Regions from separate parts of the Homo sapiens genome. Here region 1 is linked to region 2. Evidence: read pairs that join two places in POLR2A ChIA-PET (ENCODE). Cell type or tissue: GM12878. All regions are shown on one strand. Region 1 overlaps GNAQ (G protein subunit alpha q). Region 2 holds the start of LOC107987081 (a long non-coding RNA gene).

The links. ChIA-PET counts read pairs that join two places held together with the same protein. Peaks named below come from ENCODE experiments on the same cell type or tissue, not always from the same donor. Only the 100,000 strongest peaks of a DNase experiment are listed, where the experiment ranks them.
Region 1: POLR2A ChIA-PET joins it to region 2 with 6 read pairs; 3 of 35 experiments call an interaction of 5 or more read pairs at or near these places.

What each region holds. Positions count from the first base shown.
Region 1 is chr9:78,014,695-78,022,694 of GRCh38, reverse strand. The region is part of intron 1 of GNAQ (G protein subunit alpha q); the gene reads left to right. Among named protein-coding and RNA genes, the nearest start is that of GNAQ, 13 kb to the left of the region's middle. In GM12878, no CTCF peak of the experiment used is centred here; no DNase peak of the experiment used is centred here.
Region 2 is chr9:77,913,219-77,921,218 of GRCh38, reverse strand. The region is part of intron 2 of GNAQ (G protein subunit alpha q); the gene reads left to right. LOC107987081 (a long non-coding RNA gene) reads left to right here and starts at 2,225. Exons shown (of 2, transcript XR_001746758.3): 1 at 2,225-5,870; 2 at 5,993-8,000. In GM12878, no CTCF peak of the experiment used is centred here; a DNase peak (open chromatin) is centred at 4,648.

The sequences.
Region 1 (8,000 bases), 100 kb before region 2:
ATACAAGATGACTTTAATTTTTGTTCAGTTTGCCTTTAAAAGATTGCCAGGTTTAACTCTCTTGTCTCTGTAACTCTTGTGATATATTTTTGAGCATTGGTAAGACATGTAATAATTTAAAAACAATGGCAGACTAATTTTGTGAAAGTTTTTTATTTTTTATTTTTGGCTAAATAAGCACCTTTTATGGCTGTGCATTTTGGATTCGTTACATATATCTTTTCTAAAATCTGTGACTGAAAGTGGGGTGAAGTATTCCTGCCCTGCTTACTGAATCTTTTTTTCCCACATAACTAACCTCAGGGTATTTTGATCATTTGCTTTTTCTATAAAAACCTGTAGAATGAGGAGATTGCAGCAGATGATCTCTAAGGACCATTTGAACTTTGAATTTTTTTCTCCTTCCCCTTTGCAGCTTTGGCGTCTCGGCCACTTTCTGCCCAAACTCACCCCTGGATGAAGGGTCTAAGCTTGCTGCTGTCTCCAGCAGTGATGGGCTCTACTAGGAGGCATTGCCAGGTCTGGTGGGCTCCTTCGGGTTGGCCTGGCTCTTCTCTTTGACCTCTGTAATAACTCTGAGTGCCCTGCAGTGGGGAGCACTTTGAGGGGGGCCTGTGAATGAAGCCTTAGCAAGTCTGTCCAGAGCTCCCCTGGTGCCGCCTGGCATGCTGCTGATAGTTTGCAATGTCTTCACAAGAAATGGTATCAGAAACCTCCTGTCATATCAGCATGGGTCTCTTGCTTCCTGCAGGAAGGGCGATATCCTGGGAGGCACAGAGGTGGAGCCCGAGAGACGCAGTGTTCCAGCGCTGCTCGGCTCAGGACTGGGTCTTTTCTTCCGTATCCTCAAGCAGCTTCCTTTGACTTACTACTTCTTTTTGTTTGTTTTTTCTTCATTGGGCTTTAAGCGTTGCTTCTCTTTAGTGTATGTGTGACTGAAGCCAAACACAACATTGCTTTCCCTTTGCCTGCAAATAATCTTGTTGCCCAAGCCCATCTCTGCCATTTTCAGTGACAGCTGGCTGGCCAATGAGCCTGAGCACTGGGAATGCCCAGCAGGGCACATCTAGGGGGCTGCTTTATATTTGGAGCTAGCAGGTCTCTTTTCTAGGGCTTTCCAGGAAAGATTTAGAATTAAACATTGGATGGATTTTGTGTGTTCATTTCTTTTTCCATCACTGTGCCTTTATTTTCTTGGGGCTTTCATTAAAAGCAGAAAAACAGATAATGGTAGAAACATCTATAGCATGCATACAAAGAAGTAAAAGATTTTTATAATTTTTTGCCTTAAAATATATCTAATGCTGTGGCCTCTGAGCCATTCTCAGTTGGTATGACCATGATCAGAGAAACCTTAAGAAATCAGCTTTGCCAGGTGTGGTGGTTCACGCGTGTAATCCCAGCACTTTGGGAAGCCAAGGCAGGCAGATTGCTTGAGCCCAAGAGTTCGAGACCAGCCTGGGCAACATGGTGAGACCTGGTCTCTACCAAAAATACAAAAATTAGCTGGGCGTGGGTGCCCATGCCTGTGGTCCCAGTTACTTAGGAGCCTGGGTGGTCAGGGCTGCAGTGAGTTGTGATCGTGCCACTGCACTCCAGCTTAGGTAACAGAGTGAGACCTTGTCTCAAAAAAAAAAAAAAAAAAAAAAGCAGCTTCCTGTGTTCCTCGTTTGCATTCTGGACAAAGACTCTGTGGCCAAAGAAAGAGCAGCTGGACTCTCATGCTAGTTCTGGAGAAATGTAAGAAAAGCTTAATTCCACTGGAGGTGCCAGGCAGGCAGTTGGCATTCCTAGGCCCACTTTACTCCTGGCCCAGGGCCTTCTCCTCATCAACTTATCAGCGTTGGGCTTCCTTACCTTGACCTCACATTTGCAGTTGAATGAGTGCCAGGGAAAAGAACAGACATAGGGTAAAGTAGAGTAATAGGGAGTCCCGTGGGGCTTGGAAGGGCAGAGGGTGTTGTTGCCAATAGGGGTAGCGCCATTGTGTCTTTGCTGGGCTCTGGAGAGAAGGAGAGAAGAGCAAAGGAGAGGTGCCTGATGCCTTGGATTGATGTTCTCAATCAGGAAGAGCCAGACCAATGCTGCCTCTTCTGGCCGCCTCCACCATCCTACCACGTGTTTTCATCCTCATTGTCACATCCACTGTGCCCTTCCTCACCCAGATGGTGGGTTGGGAGATGAGCAAGTAAGTGTAGACGCCTTGGTGGAATGGGAGTAGTTTGTGTTGCATGTACTCATTCCTGTCCTTTTGTTCCCAGAGGTGGTTAAATAGGTGAGCATAGAACTCTCATGAAGCTGTGTCCCGAGAAAAACCCTTGACAGAGTATAAAGAAAATTTGCAACATGTTTCCTCCATGTTTTTTTTTCTGTCAGCTGTTTCAGGTGATAGAAATGCATCTATTACTGTTTTGAGAACTCTGCTAATCCTGTGATGTGTTATGAGATGTCTCTTGAGACATCCTTGCTCAGGAAATCTGCTTTTGCTTGGCTTGCATCTCCTATAGTAAAATGGCTCTCAGTTTCCCACGGCAATAAATAAATAAGCAATAGCATGAGATATTCTTGCCAGGTAGATTCATGCAAAGTGGAGGCATGTAATGTAGAAATAACACCTTTTAGCTGAGAAAAGGCACCTATCAATTGGATGTATTCTCTTGTGTCTTTTTCATGTTCTGGGCCATTACATCCAAGCCTAAGAGCAGACTTTTTCCCTAGGATTTTTAAAGGTTCCTAAAGTCTCTTTTCTTTCTTTTTTTTTTTTTTTTTTTGAGATGGAGTCTCACTCTGTCACCCAGGCTGGAGTGCAGTGGCGCAATCTCAGCTCACTGCACCCTCTGCCTCCCAGGTTCAAGTGATTCTCCTTCCTCAGCCTCCCAAGTAGCTGGGATTACAGGCGCCTGCCACCATGCCTGGCTAATTTTTTGTGTTTTCAGTAGAGACGGGGTTTCACCATGTTGGTCAGGCTCCTCTCAAACTCCTGACCTCAGGTGATCCACCCATCTTGGCCTCCCAAAGTGTTGGGATTATAGGCTTGAGCCACCGCACCTGGCCTAAAGGTTCCTAAAGTCTCTAATTATGACCGACATTCAAAATGAAGCTGCATATGTTTTGGTTAATTTGAATAATTTTTAATAATTTGAGAGAAAAACTCAGTAGTGCAGAAACAAAAGGTACTTGAAATGAACCTTTATATTTTTATTTATCAATTACATTCTAATGGTCCAAGAATTAATGAATTGGCAAGCACTATCTCCTATTGGAGTCAAGTTTGGCTCTGACATGGAGTCTGGAGGTGGAAGGTTCTTGCTGTCTTTCAGAGCTAACGAATGGGTGTCCTCTGAACATTCTACCTTCTCCTGTTTTGCCATGGGTTACCATCTAAGATGTTATCCAGATCACGTTAGAAACGATTACAAATTTTGGGCACATACCACTTCTTGTAGTAATGAGTCCCATGCATTTTCTCATCTTATATGGGAGAAAATACCTGTATATTGCTTTATCATTTTCAGAGAAACAGTTTGTGTTTCCTTATCCAATACATCTTGGTAAAGAGTGGCATTTTAATGGAGGAAATTACAGGACTTCATCAATATTTCTTTAGGGAAATCCTGATTCAAAGTATATTTTCATGAAAATCACTAGCTCTGTCCTTTGAGAAACGTATTTTTTGTAGGGCTTTCTACTCTAGGCCATGCTTGTTATGAGAACAGATTCTTCTGCAGCGGGTGGGAGGATGTTTCTAAACCCCTGGAGTCTACCTATGAATTGCTACTCAAATTACAGTGTATCCATCTCAGAATTAATGTGTTGTGCATGCCTAGTCCTTACTTGTGGGTTGACACAATGATTTCTATTAAAAATATTCTTTATGTTTTATACTATAATGTATCCTTAAGCAGTATGCTGTGGCCTGAATTTACCTTGTCTTTTATTCTCTTTTTGGAATGAAATAAGAGCACTTGAGATACTGTCATTTGGTGGTTTGGTTGTTTGTAAAATAGTAAAAAAAAAAGTTTGGTAAGGAGAAAAGCTATTGTGCTTAATAGACAGTCCAAGTTTGAGTCGAGAAGAAATGTTTATTTTCTTCCACTTAATGTTCTGACATTCTTAAGAAATACATTATGTTGTTTTCATGCTAGTCTTTGAAAGAATGACAACCCACATTCTGTTATTTAATTACATTATTTTTTATAGCCTGTTTTTCAGTGATTTTGAAATTTTACAAATAATGCAAGTTTTTTGCACAAAATTTAATAAAACTTTTTAAAATATTCATAAATTTATCAAAAATATACCAGTCTAAACTAAGAACCATGCTCTTTTTGCACATTCCTTTATAGTCTGTTTTATTTTTATGTTTTTTACATAGATGTGATCATACTGTACAACTTAACATTAGGTTGTAAGCATTTTTTATGTGGCTATGTAGACTTCATATTAACATTTGAAAAGACTGTATAAGATTCTTTTGAGAGGATGTATATTGTTTACTTGTTTACTCTTTTTTTTTTGTACATTTAGGTTTCTCCCAATGATTTCATTTTAAAAATAATGCTGTGATGAAGTTCTTGGTGGAGATAGCTTTTTAAAACATGCACACACATAATTTTGTTAGAATAGATTCATGGAAATGTTATTTCTAGGTCTGAGGATATGAAAAATTTTACAACCTTGGTTATACACACCCAAAACATATTCTGAAACGATTGTATACAGTTTCCAGCATCATGAACAATATTATTAGAATATCAGTAAGTTAGGAGGCAAAAATGGTACATAATTCTAAACTTTGCATTGATCATTAGTGAGAATGATCATTTCCCCATGTTTGTTTCTAGTTGAATTGCTTCTTTTGTGAATTGTTTCTTCATTTCCTTTGCCTATTTTTGAACTCCAAACCTACAAATGAAATTAGCCTTTTGTCATTTTTATTGCCAAAAACTTAACCCCAGTCTGTTGTTTTCCTTTTGTTTTGTATTATTTGATACAGAAGTTTTTAATTACTATCAAGCCAAAACTGTTGATCTTTTGCTATTCTGTTTTAAAATAAAAATCATGATCTGCTTTAGATATTCCATGAAAGCTAGATTTACTGCCATTGTTATGGACAAAACTAGATTGAATGTAGTGTGTTATACATCTCTGATGTATGGTTCTTTTTCTTTCAAAATGAAGGTGAAATGTACATACAAGTTTCAGTGTCACAGATGACACAGCATAAGCTGTTCTATGTGTAATTGGATTTTTTTCATTCAGTAATATGTAGGATGTCTTGCCATGTTAATATAAATCTTTTGGAACATATTTATGGCTGTTTAGTGTTTCCTCCGTGCATTTTGAATCATACAGTGCTGTGATGCAGCTAGTTTGTACCTGCTCACGAAAGCCAGTTTTGATCATTTTTTTGTCTCAACTTTACATTTAGTGACCGAACTTTGGTAGCTTGAAATCAGACATGTTGCTAGGGTTTACACCACAGAAATTGGCAGATACAGATTAGGTCTTACTCCCATCTCTGGAAGAACTAATTGTTAAATATCAGCACAGTACCATTTATACCTGATACCTTTTAATGAATATTTACTTTGATTCTATTAAGAAAATGTTATAATCAGTGCTACAGTGAACATTGTTGGGTATTTTTGCACGCTGTATGATTCTTTTCATGCACATTTTTTAGAGTTTGATTATCAGCCGTTTTGGTCCATAACATAACATAACATAACATAACGTAACGTAACACAACACATAACAGTTTTAGCTGTCCTTGGATTATGTCTATTTAATGGGTTAAAAAAAAGACATGTCTTTGTTGTGTTTATTTGCATTTTATTGAATCAGTATTCATTTTACAGTTTTTATTTTCTAAACTGCTTACAAAATATACTAACAAAATTACAAAACATGCCTACAAAAATAATTAACAGATGCCTGAACTTATCATTTGAATTAGATTTTCTATCACTTTTAGCTTTCACTTTATTTCTGTATTTCTTTTTTTTTTTTTGAGACAGAGTCTTGCTCTGTCGCCCAGGCCGGAGTGCAGTGGCGTGATCTTGGCTCACTGCAACCTCCGCCTCCCGGGTTCAATCAGTTCTCCTGCCTCAGCCCTCCCGAGTAGCTGGGACTACAGTAGCTGGGACGCCTGGCTAATTTTTTGTATTTTTAGTAGAGACAGGGCTTCACTGTGTTAGCCAGGATGGTCTCGATCTCCTGGCCTCGTGATCCGCCCACCTTGGCCTCCCAAAGTGCTGGGATTACAGGTGTGGGCCACTGTGCCTGGCCTAATTTATATATTTCTAAAACTTTGATGGTTTTCTTTATGGAAAGATGGAGTGCCCTAGGACAAATGTCTCCAAGGGGGAAAAGAACAGAACTGATAAGATTAAATGATAGGTTTGGCTATATGCAGAATTGTTCTGAAGCGCAACAGTTTTAAATGGTGATGAAGTCCAGTTTATCTATAAGAATTGCTTCTGCTTTTTGGTCTCATATGGAAGAAACCATTGGAAAAATCCAAGGTCACAAAAATTTACGTCTCTTTTCTACTAAGAGTTTTGTAGTTTTAGGTCTTACACTTTGAGTTGATTTTTGTATGTGGTGTGATGTGGGGTTTCAACATAATCCTTTGCGTGTGAATATCCAGTTGTCCCAGCACCATTTGTTGAAAAAAACGTATTCTTTTCTCATTGAGTTGTCTTGACATTCTTGTTAATTTTTCTTATCTTTATTACTTTTTTCTTGGAATTTTTCTAAGTTTATTTTTTACTTTTTCTTGAATCAGAATTCTTAGATTATTTTAAAAAATATTTTCTCAATTTGAATTAGTAGTGTTTAAGGCTTTGCATTTTATTACATGTCCCTATGTAGCATTCTTATCCTTTTACAGATATTCTAAAATTACAATTTTTATTTTTGTTTTTGAACCAAGATTGTTTAATATAGTTTAAATTTTTCAAGTGGTTGTAGTTTTTTTTCAACCTTAGTTATTTATTCTGAGGTCATTTTGATAGAATGTGGTCTGTACTGTTTCTACTTTTTGGAATTTATTGTAGTCTAATATATATAGTCAATTTTTGTTTTATGGGTACATAAAATGCATATGTGTGTTTGTCTTAAAACCATAAATATATGTGTATTATTTAATTTTATGACTGATATTTGCTGCTAATCTGCTTCCTTATATTGTGTGTGAATCTGCCAAGTACTGAGAATTTTGCAGAAGTCTTCCATGACTCTGGTGTTTGTGGCAATTTCTCCTATTCCAGAAATTTTGCTCTATGTAAGTACAGTTATGTGTTGCTTAACAATGGGGATACCTTCTGAGAAATTTGTGGCCAGATGATGTTGTTATTGTGTGAGCCTTGTAGAGTGTACTTACACAAATCTAGATTGTATAGCCTACAACACACATATAGGCTATGTGGTAAAGCCTATTGTTCCCAGGCTGCAAACCTGTAAAGCATGTTATTGTACTGAACGCTGCGGGCTTTTGTAGCACAGTGGTAAGTATTTGTGTATCCAAACATATCTTAACATAGAAAAGGTTCAGTAATAAAAGATAAAATATGATACACATAGAGCGCACTTACCATAAATGGAGCTTGCAGGCTGGAAATTGCTCTGGGTGTCAGTGAGTGGTGAGTGAATGTGAGGGTCTAGGACATGACTGTACACTTTTGTACAACTGGCAGCTTGGTAGGTTTGTTACACAAGTATTACCACAAACATGTGACTAATGTGTTGCATTATGATAACTACGATGTCAGTAGGCGATAGGAATTTTTCAGCTCCATTATAATCTTGTGGGACCACAGTTATTTACGTGGTCTGTTGTTGACTGAAACATTGTTAATGTGGTGTAGGACTGTACTCTTTTATGAGGTACCTAAAAAACGTCGATGAGAATTAAAATTTTGTCATTACCGCATTACCTTTTATGTAAGTTAATGCTATTATATCTTGAACTCAGCATCGTTATTAATATTGTTCTG
Region 2 (8,000 bases):
CCTTCCCGTTAATCAATACATCCCCCATGGATGCAGTCTTTGCTCCTCAGGGATTTTAGATATGCTGATCCTATAAGTGAGCCTTGCCTTTTGTTGATAAAACACTGCATTTATACCTATAATTATTTTAGAGCCTTCAATAAGAAATTTTCATTCTCTCAGTACTTTTGATAAATCTACTGTGAAGGATATTTCCATTTTCCAAGATCAGTAAGCAATAGCAAGAAGTTGCAATGTCCAGTGGGACTCATAGATTTAACTCACAAAGTGAACCCACTGCTAAAATAAGGCAATTCTGTATACCTTTGCCTCTGTTACCATCCCAAGGCTTCTATAATAAAATACCAAATCATCTTAAAATCAGGCATTTGTTTTTCTTAGATGGTTCCTTGAAATTAACACTGGTTTCTTACCTAATTGATACTTTCATACCTGGTTTTCCGGTGGCAACAGGAATCTTTCCACAAATAACAAAAAGACCCTCCACAAATAATTCCTCCTGCTTTTATTTTCAAGGGTGAAAAAGAACTGTGCAAGTTTGTGAGCCCAGGAACATGGTAATTGAGCCAGAGTAAGCTGCATGGATATATCTAAGTAGTCTGAATTTGAAAGGATCAGGGTTCTCCCTGCCCCAAGAAATCTCAGTGGTTTCTGAAATCGTTAGCATGCTTGTTTCCTTGTAGTTGTAATTGTGTTGAGTTTGTTTGTTGTTTATTTTTTTAATACCAGCGAGTTTTCCAGTTTACGGTCAGTTAATAATATGATGATCTGATGAATTCTGCCTGACTTACCATGTGTGTGCTATTTGTTTTTTATATATACACACCACACTGCCAGTTTACACACTAAAATATAATCTCCCTGAATTTTATCCCCCAAAATCTTATTTCTTAGATGTTCCAGAAGAATCCTTCAGGACCTTGCCCTGTTTTAAGACAGGACCTTGCCCATATGAAGATCATTTATTATACAGTCATGTAGATGTTAAAGATGGGGTGGAATTTATGCCTTATTCATGTAACACATTGAAGAATATTTAACAAGTTATTTGAACTTTTCATGTCAATTCTTTTTTTTTTTTGAGACAGAGTCTTGCTCTGTCATCAGGCTGGAGTGCAGTGGCGCGATCTCAGCTCACTGCAATCTGCGCCTCTCAGGTTCAAGCGATTCTCCTGCCTCAGCATCCCAAGTAGCTGGGACTACAGGCGTGCACCACCATGCCCAGCTAATTTTTATATTTTTAGTAGAGACGGGGTTTCACCATGTTGACCAGGTGATCTTGATCTCTTGATTTCATGATCCGCCTGCTTCGGCCTCCCAAAGTGTTGGGATTACAGGCATGAGCCACCTCTCCCGGCCTCATGTCAATTCTAATTAAGTAGACATTACTGTGTTGAATACTATTCAGTTATAAATTGACATCATAAAACGTTACAATATATGAGTTTTCCTCAGATACCATAATTATCCTCATAAATCCTCCTACATATCATGACTTTAGTGTGATGACCTCCCAGTTTCCCATGTTTAACCACCTTTCATTCATATTACAAATGACTTTCACGTTTGTTTCTTTTTCTCTATATCATATACATGTTCTAAAGCGTCATTTTCACCTTGCTTCATCCATTAACTTTCTGAACTCTGCCCACTTGTTGCCTTTGTTTATGCTTGTTAAGGACATCATGTCTACTCCTTCCTGTTCAGCTCAGCTGCCTCTTCTTCCGAGAGTTCTCTGATAGCTTCCCAGCCCCTCATAGTGCTAAGTAATCCTACTGTTCTTTAGCATATCCATAGCGAAGTGTTTGTAATTGCCTAGCTTGTATTGATTATGGTGACTTGGATGTTGATCTTATTTTCCTCACTAGATTCTGAGCTCCTTGAAAGTCAGTCTTCATCAGTTCCATCTTTGCATTCATTCTTCATTGTCCCTGGCATTATATCTTGTACATAGTAAGTGCTCAAAAAATACATCTTTTTGAATAGGTAAATTATTTGTGGCCAGGTATGGTGACTCATACCTGTAATCCTAGCACTTACGGAGGCTAAGGCGGGCTGGTAGCCTGAGGTCAGGAGTTTGAGACCAGCCTGGCTAGCATGGTGAAATCCTGTCTCTACTAAAAATACAAAAATTAGCCAGGCGTGGTGGCACATGCCTGTAATCCCAGCTACTTGGGAGGCTGAGGCAGGAGAATCGCTTGAACCCTGGAGGTGGAGGTTGCAGTGAGCTGAGATCATGCCGCTACGCTGCAGCCTGGGCAACAGAGCAAGACTCCATCTCAAACAAAAAAAATTATTTGTGAGCTTAACAATTGAGAGTCTCCTCGTCTGCCCTAAACTTGTCGAAATGATTATTCAAATCAACAAATAACTCTTGAAATCTGTATGCATAAGGGAATAAATGCTATATACTGTCAGGGATACAGAAAAGTTTAATCAGGGCTGGGCAGAAATTTACAATCCAGAAAGGGAGAAGGGCAGATCTGAGGGAGGGGCACATTGGGGAGAAGGAATGGCTATAATAAATGATCAGAAGAAGGAATTTGCATGGGATGTAGAAATCTGCCAATTTAGCTTGAGTGGAATTCTTATAGAGGAGGACTAGAAAATGGTTTAGGATGTTTCATGAAAGATTTCACATGCAGGCTAAATTTGGATTTTATTTTCTTGTGTTTATTATTTTAATAATAATATTTTATGTTTTGGTTAGAGTTTTCTATGGTTACAAAGGTATATACTTTATAATTTATAAATAGTCTAAAGAATTTGGTGTATATTTGATTAACAGTTACATGGAGGTATCACATTCTGATTTATATTATTGTGACACTAAAGATATAAAATAAATAACTATTTTGGAAATTTGGCTTAAAAACATAACCATTTGGTTTTTAGTAAAGCTTCTCTGCACCCACCATCACATTGGCCATAATCTATAGTAGCATAAATAAAGATACTTTCTAATATTGTCCAGCATAACTTTGTACTTGCTTTTGAGCTCCTGTATTTTATAAAGCAAAACATGGCCTGTACATTATATGAGCTCTTCTGAACTGGGAAAGTGTTCAGTTTTGTTTGCTGTGAAATTGATTCTGGCTTTTGGAATGCCACCCCAGAGTAACTGAGGTTTCTGTTGCTCCTGCTTACTTGTTATTGCTTGAACCGAGAGTCCTGCCTGGTTAGCTGGCCGGAGGGTGCTGTGGTCAGGGGGAGTCCAGTTCACAGTCTCTGGACCAAATGGTGTGACATTGCATGCCCTTTGTCAACAGATTGCATAATTAGTAAGGAGCTTGTAATTGCACATTTTACCAAAAGAAAGATGAATTCTTCCCCGAGTGTGTATCTGTTGTCCTGTTCTTGTACTTTTTGCCAAACAAGCACTGTTTATAGGTGAGCTGCTTGGACTCAGCCCAGGTGAGAGAAGACATACGTCTTAGGACTTCTGAATAGTCTGTGAACTAGGGTTTGTTTATTCCTAAATATTATTTTGCATTTTCCCTGAACACAAATATTGATAACTAGTGATAAAAAGGGATTAAGTATTTGTCACTCGGTCAAATCAAAAGCCATATTTAAGGCTCTACTAGGTGCAAGGGCATTTGACTGTGAGATAACTGTGTCATTTCTTAGTTTACAAAAGAAAGAATTTTTATCCCTGTTATTTTATGGCTTCCTTTTTTTTTTAAGTTTATTATTTTAAAACTTTTACTTTAGGTTCAGGGGCACATGTGCAGGTTTGTTTATAGGTAAACTCGTGTCATGGGGGTTTGGTGTACAGATTATTTTGTCACTCAGGTACTAAGCCTAGTACCCAGTAGTTATTTTTTCTTACCTTCTTCCCCCCCACCCTCCTTCCGCCCTCTTTATACCGATGTGCTTTTCTGATGGATCTTTGCTTTGGTGTTGAAATCAGCTCTTAATTAAAAAGGAAAGGATATAAAGTGCCTGTGTTTATGTGGCCAAGGAACTGTCTTTGAGTTACAGCTGAGGGAGTGGATCTCAGGGTTTGGAATCCTTGATTTTTTACTGTCTGAACTTGGCAGTTGGGGTTCTTCCTGCGTTGCCTGTTACTAGTTATTTCATATTTGTTTGCCTTATTTTCTCAGATTGAAAATTATCTTACAGTAAGCAAGCTTCTTCCTTTATAATTCTTTATCTCCTCCGTAACATGCCAGACATGTTGTAGAAGCTTTTGTTTATTGAGTGAATTACTCCAGATAGCGGATCATAGTATCCTTTGATAGTTGGCTTATAATCTCTATGAACTGTGAAATAAGGGTGGTATTGTGGCAATTTCAAAGTATTGATAGGCCATTGCTCTCTTTGCCAGTCCTGGGAAGAGAAAAGAATCTGATACAATGCTTCTTCATGTAGTGAATTTTAAGACAGTTGTCTAAGAGAACTCCGCCTCACCTTGGGCCAATGTTGAGTGGACAGTTGCACCTTTTTTTTTTTGTAAACCAGTTTTTCCTTTTAGACTTGAAAGTCCTGATAACCAGGGCTTATTTAGCACCTTGGCTGCAGCTGTCTCTGACAAACTAGCCAGGCGTTTTGAGGCCTGACACCTGTGTTTCCCTTTCGCCTAGCATGGAGGGGTTATGAGAGGATGTATTGCTACAGTGCCTTTTGTCCTCTCTAAGCAATTCTGAGAAAGAACTTGTCACAGGAAAGTACCTCGTTAAACACATTTGACACTTTCTGAATTTTCTGTACTTCCTGAATAATCCAAGGTCCCAGAAGCCATTTTTCATTTTCCTGAAAAATGTAGCCAGGATTCTGGAAAACTTGCCAACTTATTGTTGCCCTTGATCAAGGAATAAAACATTACTACTTTGTGCAACATGAGTGAATTTTCTTAGTTTACAAAATGCCAAAAGGCTGATTTCATTTTAGTATTTCCCACCTAGATAATAAATACATAATAGAGGCAGAATTAATAAATACATATTCTTATCTACCCCTCTGAAGAGCTCTATCAGTCAAGGTTCTCTGCTTGCAAGCAACAGAAACCAACACTGGCTAACTTAAGCAGAAAATGAATTTATCTGAAAATGGACTCACTGGGAGAAGGGAGTAGAAGCTGAAGGATGGCCTCTTAGAAACTAGGGCAGGCTCAGAGAACTCATCTGTGAAATGGATGAACTCTGGCCATTTCCAATCTTCTGTCACCCACCTAAGATTCAGATTTCTGGGAAAAAGTGCCGATTTGGAGCAGCCTGGATTCTGTGCTAAGTCTTTAGACAGGGGAAGGCTCAACAATATGATTGACAGCCCCTGAGGGAAATCTGGGTACAGTTGGTGGAAGAAGGGGAATGATGGTGTTACAAATTACACATCTTCACTGCAAAAATACACAGCGTGAAAAATAAAGTGACACATGGATTCTCCATAGAAGCAAGCCCTCTGATTTTACTGTTTGCTAAGTCTTTGTTAAAATAAAATTTCTTATTCTGGAGTGGAAAGAAGTAAAGGGGTTAGTGACTTAGTTATATACGAAGTAGCTAGCTGAATTTGACTCTAAGGATTGAATATAATAAGCTTGGGATTATCCCATTTCCACACCACCCCCACCCCCGCCAGCTTCAATTGTTTTAACTCTCTAAGCCTTGAATTTCTCCATCTGTGACAAATAGTAATGGGATTATTTCAAGGGTTAAATAGATAATGTATGTGAAAATGTCTCATAAATGGTTTTTGAAAGTTTTGAAGTTATAAGAGGAATTGTCATTATGTAGAGAATGAATACTACTAACCTTCCATCTTTTTAAAGAATAAAACAAAAAAACAATGTGACCAGATTTAGGAGGTATTTAAGGAAAACCTCAGAGTCACTTCAGAGTGACAGTCATTGAAATGGGATACTAAAAGAGGTACAGAAATAAAGAATAAAACAAAGAATAAAACAAACAATGTGACCAGATTTAGGAGGTATTTAAGGAAAACCTCAGAGTCACTTCAGAGTGACAGTCATTGAAATGGGATACTAAAAGAGGTACAGAAATCTCCTTATCTGGCTGTGTTCAAAATAGAATGTATTTTTAACATGTGAATTTCTTTAAAGCACTTTTGCTAAAATAAAGCTAGGAATGTACTAGACAACCTCTAAAATTCTTCTCAACACTGTTTTTCTTCATGTTGATTTTCTCATTCTGAAACTCTAAAAAAGAGATGATGCTGTTATTAAAATTATTTTCTTATATTTTGAAGCTTTTGCCTTTCTTGAACTTTATCCATTCTACAGCACCTATGAAAAATTTTTAAAAAGACAATAAACAACAGATTTGCTTTGATAATGGTCTCCAGCCCAATAGAGATTTTTTTCTTTGTATCTAAATCCCATACGTGATTGTAATGATTACATCTATGTTGATTTTTTTTTTTTTTTTTTTTGGTGTTCAAAAGTAAAATATCAGATGAAGGTTTTTGTGGGTGACAGTGATTTTAATTGGATTCTTGGCCACAGGGTACCAAAACAGCCTATGCTTTTTCATAGGGAAACTTTCTACTCCTGCTTCTATAAATCTTTGAGAGTTTTCTCATCTTTTTTTTTTGTTTTGAGACGGAGTTTTGCTCTTGTTGTCCAGGCTGGAGTGCAATGGCACAATCTCGGCTCACCGCAACCTCCGCCTCCTGGGTTCAAGCGATTCTCCTGCCTCAGCCTCCCAAGTAGCTGGGATTACAGGCATGCGCCACCATGCCTGTCTAATTTTTTGTATTTTTTAATAGAGACAAGGTTTCTCCATGTTGGTCAGGCTAAATCTCAAACTCCCAACCTCAGGTGGTCCGCCCGCCTCGGCCTCCCAAAGTGCTGGGATTACAGGCATGAGCCACTGTGCCTCTTGGCTTTTTAATAGTCTAAAGGAATCTATGGACTTTTCATGGCCAATTTGATGAGTCAGCCACCTCTTTTTCTAAGATTGGTTTACTGCTTTCTCCCTTCTCTCCAGGACTCTTGGGAGTTGAATCACCATGGAGTCTCTGGTAACTATATCAACTTTCAAAATCCCTTTCTATAATTTCTTTTCTCTTTTAATATCTTGCAGATACTTCCTAGCCACATTTTCTTCTCCTCCCTTTATCTTTGCAGTTCTTTATTCATTTTATACCCATGACGGCCATGTAAAAATAGCAGATGAATATGAGATATTTAAAATTCCTTGTTTTCTTGGCTAAAGTTAATTCGTAATCCCAAGGCATGCCATATTGCCTTTCTAGGATGTACATCTAAGTTCATTTTCATCAGAGGAGGGTTCTGAAACAAAGGAAGACTTCAGCAGTGGACTGAGACTGATATTTTTTTCTTTTTCGATAATAAAAATTTCAAAAAAATACAGAAGAGTGCACACAACATCAGTATTGAGTCGTGTGTGTTTTTCCATTGTCAATACATGTATATCTGGATTTTTTGATCTGGGTCAATATAACCATAACCTCAGAAGATTCTTCATGCTCCCTTCCAGTCAATACTCCCAAGTTCCGAAGGATGACCACTATCCTGACTTCTGGTAACGTAGATTAGTTTTGTTAGTATTTGATCTTGGTATGAATGAAGGCATACAAAATATATATTCCTTTGTCTCTGGTTTATTTTACTCAACATTGTGTTTGTGGAATTCACCCACGTTGTTAACTTGTAATTCCTTTATTCTCATTGCTATGTAATAGCAGTGCCTCACAGAACTTTCTGTGGTGATAAAAATGCTTTCTATCTCTTCTGTCCAATACAGTCGCCACTAGCTGCATGTGACTATTGAGTTGTGAAATGTGCCTAGTGTAACTGAGGAACTCAATTTTTACTTTCATTTAATTTTATTAATTTACATTTAAATTTACATGTGACCAGCAGCTACTGTACTGGACAGTACAGTTGTATGACATTTTATTTTATAAATATGCTATAATTTGTTATAATTATATATATATAATTATATCCTATTATAAATTTGGGCATTTCTGGCTGATAAAAATACTGCAAATATAAACATTCCTGTACCTGTCTT